Regions from separate parts of the Homo sapiens genome. Here region 1 is linked to region 2. A link is an interaction called in ENCODE POLR2A ChIA-PET data of the cell type or tissue named here. Cell type or tissue: Caco-2. All regions are shown on one strand. Links, peaks and the distances in the headings refer to the core of each region. The heading gives the core; the rest is flanking DNA. Region 1 has its middle 4.5 kb from the start of TRL-TAG2-1. Region 2 overlaps PARP2 (poly(ADP-ribose) polymerase 2).

Region 1 (5,379 bases), core at 196-5,195, 270 kb after region 2:
TGTCTTACAGGAAGTCTCACATTCTGAATGTGATTATTTCCTCATATAAGATTCAGTTCAATATTTACTTATTTCCTCATGATTAGATTCAGCTTAAATATTTTTGTCAAGGACCCTACTACTAATTTTCCAGGATAGATTGTCTAGGGTCTAGGTAGGACTGAATTTCTAGTAAACCAAGCAGGAAGAATGAAGTCTAATGACTGATACTTATTTACATGACAGTGCACTATTTCAAGGAGCTTCTGTTCAGAAAAGGAAACTATTATGTCATCCTTTGGGGAAGACTTTGTAATTTTCAGCTTCATTGGCTATAGAATATTTTTAAAGGTCAGGAATTTATATCCCAGAAAAGTAGGCACAATTACCAGGACTCAACCAATTATTCACTGTAACAACATCCACGAACACCTATGACAGGCATACTGGTTTCCAAGATACATAGACTGTTTATCTCAGACATCAAGGAACGTGAGTTTGCAAAGCTTTAGCCACACACACACACACACACACACACACACACGTACTTGCCTCGATTTGTACTTTCTCAAAGTTTTCTTCAGATTTCCACAGACATCTTACCTTCTGGAAACTGAGGCTACACTCACTCTGGTGATTATCAGTTACCACTTGTATTGCCATCTAACTGTAGTGTGTGTCTCTGTGTGTTTGTTCATTCTTCTAGGTTTGTATTGTATATATTGTAAAAGGTGGAGAAGATATTTTCTTTTATTCAAATTCAAGTTCCCAATGAGCAAGGATAATATTCTTGTTTGTCTTCTGCTCCTCCCCAAACCTGATCAAATGATAAGCACAGATTTATTTGGTGGATGTGAAGTGGGCAAGATTCTATTTCCGAGACCCAAAAGGCTTCCTGGCACATGCACCCCACTGGCTTGCCTCAAATGTTTAAACCCATTATAAACACTCCTGTGTGTTCACTGAGAAGCTGACTGTGTTTTGAGCACTTGGTACACTATGGAATTAAAGTCAGGGACTAGGAAAAGCAGTAGAGGGAAATCAAAGAAGAAATTAAATTGTACATCAGACACGATCTTTTTAAACCCAAAGCACCAAGACTATTACAATATTTATGGGGACTGAGTAGGTGAAGGAGGACAATGATACCAGAAGGATGGACAGAAACAAAGAATAAAAAATGCCTCATATCCTTCCCCTTTCCATTCCTGTTGATCATACCATAGTTCAAAGATTGCATTTCTTTTCACCTGAAGCTTGCAGAGGTGATTGATTTCACTGGATTACTCCATGAAATCCCTCTGGTCCCATCTCTCCAATGAAGTTCAGTGAAAAGTGTAAAGACAAATACAAACTAGAAATAAGGGGCTTAAATCTCCCTGCTGAGTATAAGGAAATTTCCCTTCCCTCTTTTTACTTTGAGCATTTACTTTTGAAAACTTTTTTTTTTTTTTGAGACAGTCTTGCTCTGTCGCCCAGGCTGGAGTGCGGTGGTGTGATCTCAGCTCACTGCAACCTCTGCCTCGCGGGTTCAAGCGATTCTCCTGCCTCAGCCTCCCAAGTAGCTGGGATTACAGGTGTGTGCCACCACGCCTGGCTAAATTTTTTTGTATTTTTAGTAGAGACAGGTTTCACCATGTTGGTCAGGCTGGTCTCGAACTCCTGACCTCATGATTCGCCCTCCTCAGCCTCCCAAAGCGCTGGGATTACAGGCGTGAGCCACTGCATAGAAAACTTCTAAGTACAATCACAGTACTTTGCTTTACTGTGATGGTCAATGTGATAACCATATGAAACCATATCAGAGCTAAGTAAGTCGGGTTCAATAAATGCTGAAAGCATTGACTATCTGATGGAGTCATCAAAAATATTATTTAATTTAAATATAGTATTTAATTTTGAGCAAGATTTTACAGCACATAGAGGGGTCCTCAGGCCAATAGGGGGATGGCTTTTTTTTTTTTTTTTTTTTTTGAGACAGAGTTTCACTCTTATTGTCCAAGCTGGAGTGCAATGGCACGATCTCAGCTCACCACAACCTCCGCCTCCCAGGTTCAAGCAATGCTCCTGCCTCAGCCTCCCAAGTAGCTGAGATTACAGGCGCACAACACCACGCCCGGCTAATTTTTGTATGTTTAGTAGAGACGGGGTTTCACCATGTTGGTTAGGCTGGTCTTGAACTCCTGACCTCGTGATCCGCCCGCCTAGGCCTCCCAAAGTGCTGGGATTACAGGCATGAGCCACCATGCCCAGACTGGGGCATGGCTCTCTATTGGAGCTAGGAACAGAGCTTTACATTGCAATGTAGTGCGTGTCTTCTGCTGCAGACTGATCCAGAAAGATTCTGGTGGGAATTTTCAGATGCTCTAAATGAACATAGAACATCTGATACAGAAGTTGGTACATAGAGTATTTCTCAAAATTTAATGCATACTCTAACTTTTGGGGAGTTTGTTAAGATTCTGATTCAGTAGGCCTGAGATTCTGCATTTCTAATCTGCTACCAAAAGATGCTGATGCTGCTGGTCCCCAATCACACTTTGCATATTAAGGCCTTAAAGTAAATCTCTTGCTTATCTATAAATTTTCATCATCTGAACTATTAACAAGGTATGGATAGCAAGAAATTCAAGGTTAAACTCTCCGACAATATTACAGAATGCTAGAGCCTAGAATATCAGCATTCTGTGCTGAAGACTGAAGGAATAGACATGTGCCAGCCAGACGAACACATTGCATGTATTTGTATCAGGCATCTTTCCAAAAGGGTGGTTATCTATTTGCTTTAGATATTGGGCAATCAAGTATGCAGCAAATTTGGCATTCTACTAGGAAAGCCAAGACACCTGGCTTATGGGTCTCAGGGCACTTACTGTTTGAGCTGTGCAATCCAACATGTGATCCACTTCTTGAAAGGAACAGGCCAAGTTTCCTCCCTCCCTACTGAAGGATCCTGTGAGCACAAGGTGGGAAATAGGTACTCCAGCAACACTGAATAGGAAATTGAATAGGAGAAGCTATGCCCACTTGTTAGCAAAGGAACTTCAGCCAGGAACAGGAGAGTGTGGTACTTTCTTGATAAGAAAGTGCTCTGACGCCTGTCAGTTTGAGGAATTTGAACCTGCAGCATTCCAGGATCAAAGAGGGCTCTGCTGTGATGATAGGTTCTTTCCTGTTGACTGCTTCCTTTTATTGCCTGATCTGGCACTAAAACAGATCAAAATGAGCTCAGGCCACTTCCATCACTTGAGAATCTTCATATTTAAAAAAAAAAAGTCAACACATAGAGAAACTATGGGTTATTTAAATGAGTATTATGATTTTTTTTGTTTATTTGTTTTTGTTTTTGTTTTTAAATGGAATCTCTGTTGCCCAGGCTGGAGTGCAGTGGTGCGATCTCGGCTCACTGCAACCTCCATCTCCTGGGTTCAAGCGATTCTCCTGCCTCAGCCTCCTGAGTAGCTGGGATTACAGGCACATGCCACCATGCCCGGCTAATTTTTGTATTTTTAGTAGAGACGGGGTTTTGACATGTTGTCCAGGCTGGTCTCGAATTCCTGACCTCAAGCAATGTGCCTGCTTCAGTCTCCCAAAATGCCGAGATTACAGGCGTGAGCCACCACACCTGGCCAAATGAGTATTGTCTTCGTTCGTTTTGTGTTGCTGTAATAGAATACATGAGGCTGAGTAATTTAGAAAGAAAGAGGTTTATTTAGCTCACAGTTCTGCAGCCTGGGAAGTAGGAGAAGCATGTTACCAGCATCAGCCAGGCTTCTGGGGAGGGCCACTACACTAGGTCAAAACAAGGCAGAGAAGGTCAAAGGGGAAGCAGACACATACAAAGAGAAAAAAAGAAAAAAAAAAGTGAGGGCCTCTTGGCTGTATAACAACCCACTCTCCCAGGGAACTAATCCATTCCCAAAGGAAGTAATCCAATCTCACCAGAGCCAGAACTCACACACTACAGAGAGAAGGGCACCAAGACATTCATAAGGAATTTACTACTGTGATCCAAACACCTCCCACTAGGCCCCATCTCCCAACACTGACACATTGGAAATCAAATTTCGACATGAGTTCTAGTGGGGACAAATTAACCATATTCAAACCATAGCAGGTATGTTTATCAGACTAGCACTGAAACACAGAGACATAAATGTGACTGTAAAATCTCATCTGGAGAGCTCATCAAAAGTTTCAATATGAGACCCATTCATGTGCCCTAAGTCTCTTATTGGCTCAATTCTAGGTATAATAGCTCAACAGATATTTTAAATATTTGTTATCTCCCCTCCCATTCACCCTGCACAGCTCTTTCAAGTCGTAAAGAGCCCCAGGATCTTTCTTTTTTTCTTTCAAGCTGATGCTTCCCCGGCCTGCACACTGAGATGGTGGCACAGGATTCCTAGGATTCTCTCCAGCTTAAGAAGAACATTAGTCTTTCCACTTCTGACCCTGGCAAAGACTTGCGTGTACTGATGGAGGCAGTAAGCTCACACTCCTTTTCCCCTAAGGCTTCCTCCAAAGCTTGAAAACACAACGTGAAATTTCTTAGTAGTCATACATTCAGCCAAAGGGGCTGGCGACGGGTATTTTAATCTCTCCGTCTTAAGTGATGCGTAGGAGGCCATATCTTTGACCATCCTGCTGGATTCAAAACCTACGAGATGCTGCCTGCTGGCCTTGGGTGCTGACTTCCTCCTTCTAGGGAGAAAGAGACCTGGTCAGGGCCAACGGTGGGTACCCAGTGAGCTTAGATTGCCGGTGAGCTGGAGGTTGGTGAGGAGGGTGCTGGCGCCAGAGGGTGACGAGGCGTGAAGAGGGGGATGTAACACGGGGTGAGTTTGGGAGGCACCGCGGGGAGCCCGGACTAGAGTTGCGGGGGGGCGCGGGAGGAGAGCCTGCCTCCGACCTCCGAACGTCCCTGCCCTTTCCTATGCCGCCCCCGCTTCCCTGCCTGGGTTCTACGTTTATGCGGTGCTCCCTGAGCCCTATTTTAAAGCTGCTTTTTAAGAACTTCCTTTCTGCTCGCCTCCCCCAACTCCTGGCAGCGGTGACCGTGAACTCGCAGGACCTTCGCCCCCGCGGAGACCCAGGGAAGAACGCTTTTTTCCTCTCTATTCGCCCTCAACCTGACCCGCTGGGCCACCAGGGCTTGGGGAGAGACCTCAGAGGCCTAGAGCCAGGAGAGGCGAGAAAGGGTTGTGGTTTTTTTGAGTGATTGAGATGGGGGACAGAGAGAGCACTTAAAATTAGGCAACTTTAATTAGGCTCCCAGGAGAATTTCTGGATCCACAGACCAAGAAAACAGCCAAGTGGGAACAGCAGCAAAGAATATAAATAATACATAATCCAGGGCTTTGCGCCGAGTGGGGTTGTTCGCAGGTCAGTGATTCCCAC
Region 2 (5,379 bases), core at 217-5,216:
GTCACACGCTTTTAAACTACCAAATCTTGTGTGAATTCACTCACTATCAAGAGGACAGCAGCAAGACAGTGGTGCTAAACCATTCATGAGAAATCCACTTCCATGATTGAATCACTTCCCACCAGGCCCCACCTCCAGTACTGAGGATTACAATTCAGCATGAGATTTGGAAGGAGACAAATATACAAACTATATCACATGCGTACCTTTTGTGGTTGCCATCAGCCTTCTACACCTCATTCTCTTTTTAAACCAGAAAATGGTATCATTGTTAAGGGAAAACTGTTTTCTTGTTCTAATGAGAAACTGTACCCTGGAATGGCATGAGTTACTGATGAATGGGGAAAAAAGAAGGCTACCTCTGGAATAAGTTTTCTTTAACTCAGTTAGAATCTTTTTTTTTTTTTTTTTTTTTTTTGAGATAGAGTCTCACTCGGTCACCCAGGCTGGAGTGCAGTGGTGTGATCTCAGCTCACTGCATCCTCCACTTCCTAGGTTCAAGTAATTCTCTTGCCTCAGCCTCCCAAGTAGCTGTGATTACAGGTGCCCACCACCACGCCCAGCCTGGGCTAATTTTTATATTTTTAGTAGAGACGGGGCTTCACCATGTTGGCCAAGCTGGTCTCGAATGCCTGACCTCAAGTGATCTGCCCACCTTAGCCTCCCGAAATGCTGGGATTGCAGGCATGAGCCACCATGCGCAGCCTAACTCAGAATCTTTTGTATAGTTAAAAAAAAGGAAGCATGTTTTCATTTATAGTAAGGTTACACCCAGGTTACTGGTAGAACATAGGTTTGCAATTCTTTCCTTGGGAGATGAATGTTGATGTTGCTGTAGAATGATGACTTGAGCCATAAGAAAATTTAGAGCCTCATTTAGGATGTCAGGGCTGAACCTATACTAATGTTGATTTTTTCTCTCTCTCCCTTTCTAGGCTCATGTGTATTGTGAAGGAAATGATGTCTATGATGTCATGCTAAATCAGGTAAGAGGCAAGAAGAGGTGGCACCATTATATTTATGAGACCATCTTCTTGATAATTATTGATGATAGCATCACAGTGTTCAGATCTTTAAAGTCCCTTTTTTTTTTTTTTTTAAATTTTGTTTTTTCTTTTTGAAATGGAGTCTCACTTCATCTCTCAGGCTGGAATACAGTGGCACAATCTCGGCTTACTGTAACCTCTGCCTCCCAGGTTCAAGCAATTCTCCTGCCTCAGCCTCCCAAGTAGCTGGGGTTACAGGCGTGCACCACCACTCCCAGCTAATTTTTTGTATTTTTAGTAGAGACAAGGTTTCGCCACGTTAGCCAGGGTCTGGTCTCGAACTCGTGACTTCAAGTGATCCACCCACCTCAGCCTCCCAAAATGCTGGGATTACCAGGTGTAAGCCACCACGCCTTGCCTAAAGTCCTTCATATGTGTGTGTGTATATATATATATATATATATATATATATATATATATATATATTTTTTTTTTTTTTTTTTTTTTTTTTTTTTTTTTTGAGACAGAGTCTTGCTCTGTCACCCAGGCTGGAATGCAGTGGTGCAATCTCGGCTCACTGCAATCTCTGCCTCCTGGGTTCAAGCAATTCTCCAGCCTCAGCCTCCCAAGTAGCTGGGACTACAGGTGCAGTGTCTGGCTAATTTTTTGGTATTTTTAGTAGAGATGGGGTTTCACCATGTTGGCCAGGCTGGTCTTGAACCCCTGACCTCAGGTGATCCACCCACCTCACCCTCCCAAAGTGTTGGTATTACAGGCATGAGCCACTGCGCCCGGCAAGTCCTTTATATTAATATTAGCCATTAGTGGTTAAACACCTGAGTACTCAGCCCTAGCACACTCTTATCAGATAGCAGAGTCCTCTGTGAGAAGATTTTTTTTTGCAAATTTCATATCATTTATTGAAATTGTTAACTCTCTGTTCATATCCTTTTGCACATTTTTTTTTTTTTTTTAAACAGACAGGATCTTGTTCTGTCACCCAGGCTGGAGTGCAGTTTGTACAGTCATAGCCCACTGCAACCTTGAACTTCTGGGCTCCAGCAATCCTCCCACCTAAGCTTCCTGAGTAGCTCGGACTTCAGGCGCATGCCACAAAGCCTGACTAATTTTTAAATTTTTTATGGAGATGAGAATCTCGCTATGTTGGATAGGTGGTCTTGAATTCTTGGCCTCAAATGATCCTCCTGCCTTGTCCTCATGAGGCACTGGGATTACAGGGATGAGCCACTGGGACAAGCTGTTTTGCACATTTTCTAAAGTTATTGGTCCTTTTCTTACTGGTTTCGAGGAACTTTATATAATATGGAGAATAGCCTTTTGTCTGTAATACAAACCACTTGTGTTTTCCAGATTTGTCATTTACCTTTTGGTTTTCCTTATAGTACACTTTTTGCCCATATTGAAGTTTTAAATTTTTTCTGTAGTTAAATTTATTAATTTTTCCTTTTTAAAAAATTTTGGGTTTTTTTTTTTTTAATTTTAGAGACAGTGTCTTGCTATGTTGCTCAGGCTGGCCTTGAACTTGTGACCTCGTGTGATCCTCCAACCTCAGCCTCCCAAGTAGCTGGGACTACAGGCATCTGCCCCCAAGCTCAGCTTTCTTTTTAATCAACCTTTTTCTCTTGTTTACCTTTGTGGTTTTGAGTAGATAATACATTTGCCTCATTAATATATTTCCTGGATATGACTTCATGTTTGAATTTATTGATCCAACATATATAATTTTAACAACCAATTAGTATTTATTTCTTACTATTTCTTCTACTTAAAATACCACGAGCAGATAGAAAATACCTTAAGGTTAGCCAGGTGCAGTGGCTCACGCCTGTAATCCCAGCACTTTGGGAGGCTGAGGCGGGCGGATCACCTGAGGTCGGGAGTTCAAGACCAGCCTGACCAATGTGGAGAAATCCCATCTCTACTAAAAATACAAAATTAGCCAGGTGTGGTGGCATATGACTGTAATCCCAGCTACTCGGGAGGTTGAGGCACGAGAATTGCTTGAACCTGGGAGACGGAGTTTGTGGTGAGCCGAGATCGTACCATTGTACTCCAGCCCTGGGCAACAAGAGCAAAACTCCTTCTCAAAAAAAAAAAGAAAAGAAGGAAAATACCTTAAGGCAGCCAGGTGTGGTGGCTCATGCCTGTCATCCTAGCACTTTCGGAGGCCAAGGCTGGAGAATCACTTCAGGTGTGAGTTCAAGATCAGCCTGGGCAACATGGTGAAACCTTGTCTCTACAAAAAAATACAAAAACACCGGGCATGGGCCAGCTACTTTGGAGGCTGAGGTGGGAGGATTGCTTGAGCCTGGGAGGTTGAGGCTACAGTGAGCTGTGATTGAGCCATTGCACTCCAGCCTGGGTGACAGAGGGAGACCCTATCTCAAAAAAATAAAAAATAAAAACCATAAAAACATTTACAAAAAAATTTTTTAAAGGAAAAGAAAATATCAAGCTGGGCATGGTGGCTTATGCCTAAAATCCCAGCACTTTGGGAGGCCAAGGCGGGCAGATCACTTGAGTTAGGGGTTCAAGACCAGCCTTGCCAACATGTTGAAACTCCATGTCTACTAAAAATACAAAAAAAAATTAGTCTGGCATGGTGGCGTGTGCCTGTAATCCCAGCTACTAGGGAGGCTGAGGCACAAGAAATTGCTTGAACCTAGGACACAGAGGTGGCAATGAGCGGAGGTTGCACCACTGCACTCCAGCCTGGGCGACAGAGCAAGACTCTGTCTCAAAAAAAGAAAATATCTTAGGCTCCTTTTTGTTCTAACATCTAATGACCTTTTTTTTTTCACCAGTGGGCTAAGGTCGTACAATGGCTTTAGAATGTGAGCAAGCAGGAGATAGAGGTAGGAAGGGGCAGCATGCTTAACAAAAAAGAATGCCTCCATATCCAGGGCTCGGCCATACAACACCAGCTGCTATGCCTTATCATGGACTTCTCTCTCTTCACTCTGAGTGATTTACTTACAGATACCTCTTTTTAGATACTGGCCATATTCTCTCTCAGTATCTCCAAGTCAGGTCAGGTTAGGTATGGGACGGATGTGGCAGTGGTTTTGCGTATCCCTTGTCCCCTCCCATTATTGCCCTGCTCTCAGCTCATTGTCAAATTTCTGCAGCTGACAAACAAAAGCTGTGAGTAGAACTGTCAAGGAGTAAGTCATTTAACAGTTGAGCATAACAGGTTTAGACCTTTGGAGCATCCAAATTGTTTTCATTTGGGAAATAATTATTGGGAGTGGATTGGGAGCTGGAAAACACATATAGCTTAGAAAATATCTAAATAGGGAGCTGAGGCAGGAAAAAACTGGAGGAGCCATTCAATGTAGGATATTTGAGGTTGGATAGAGGGTTTTAGGAAGCTTCTAGGCTCCCACTTTAATTCCTAAGAATCCAAAGTTTAATGTATAAGCCCTATTTCTTCTTTATATCTTTAATCTTACAGGAATCTAATTTTCTTGCCTGATGCTATCCTTTTCCTTATGGAAATAACTGGCACCTGTGACGAAGGATGAGTCATTGGTTTATGTGATTTCCATTTGCAAAACTCCTTTTTTTTGTTTTTGTTTTCACTCAACATAGACCAATCTCCAGTTCAACAACAACAAGTACTATCTGATTCAGCTATTAGAAGATGATGCCCAGAGGAACTTCAGTGTTTGGATGAGATGGGGCCGAGGTAATGATTTTTATTGAGATTTTATGAGTTGGCATTCAGAAAGTCAGAAGCAGCTTAGTGGGTGGCCAAAGGATTCTCTGGGTTTAAATTGGGTCAGTAGAGGCTCTGAAGTCTGGGAGAGCCTTAGGAATCAAGTTGAGCATCTTGAAATTGGGGAATGGCAGGCATCCTCCTTAGAGTTCCCACTGGAAAAACTAAGAGCAGCCCATTGAGTCTGAAAACTCTTCTATAGTTGAACTGCTAGTAGTGCTCATAGACTATGGCAGTTAGCAAGTAACTTGTATCAACATGATTAGTTCCCTAAATCCTTTCACCTTTCCCTTCTCCCTTTCCTGCCTGTTTGTCAGATGTTAAGCAGAGAGATCTTGGAGAGCTGGCCTGTTACTCTTAGGGAACTATCTTATGTGTGGCATTTCCTTTGCAGTTGGGAAAATGGGACAGCACAGCCTGGTGGCTTGTTCAGGCAATCTCAACAAGGCCAAGGAAATCTTTCAGAAGAAGTGAGTGCTGAAAAGTGACTACAAAAAAATATACCCTCCTCTTCTTAGATGTATATTCTCTAAAAAATTTTTTTTTAGACAGTTTCACTCTTGTTGCCCAGGCTGGAGTGCAATGGCATGATCTGAGCTCACTGCAACCTCCACCTCCTGGGTTTAAGTGATTCTCCTGCCTCAGCCTCCCTAG

The links. Peaks named below come from ENCODE experiments on the same cell type or tissue, not always from the same donor. Only the 100,000 strongest peaks of a DNase experiment are listed, where the experiment ranks them.
Region 1: POLR2A ChIA-PET joins it to region 2 with 6 read pairs; 26 of 35 experiments call an interaction of 5 or more read pairs at or near these places.

The regions. Positions count from the first base shown.
Region 1 is chr14:20,618,162-20,623,540 of GRCh38, forward strand. No RefSeq gene overlaps it. Among named protein-coding and RNA genes, the nearest start is that of TRL-TAG2-1, 4.5 kb to the right of the region's middle. RefSeq lists an enhancer at 5,117-5,256. In Caco-2, for the core only: no CTCF peak of the experiment used is centred there; a DNase peak (open chromatin) is centred at 3,090.
Region 2 is chr14:20,345,928-20,351,306 of GRCh38, forward strand. It overlaps PARP2 (poly(ADP-ribose) polymerase 2), which reads left to right. Exons shown (of 16, transcript NM_001042618.2): 4 at 936-986; 5 at 4,599-4,695; 6 at 5,120-5,195. Among named protein-coding and RNA genes, the nearest start is that of PARP2, 5.0 kb to the left of the region's middle. In Caco-2, for the core only: a CTCF peak has its summit at 5,193; no DNase peak of the experiment used is centred there.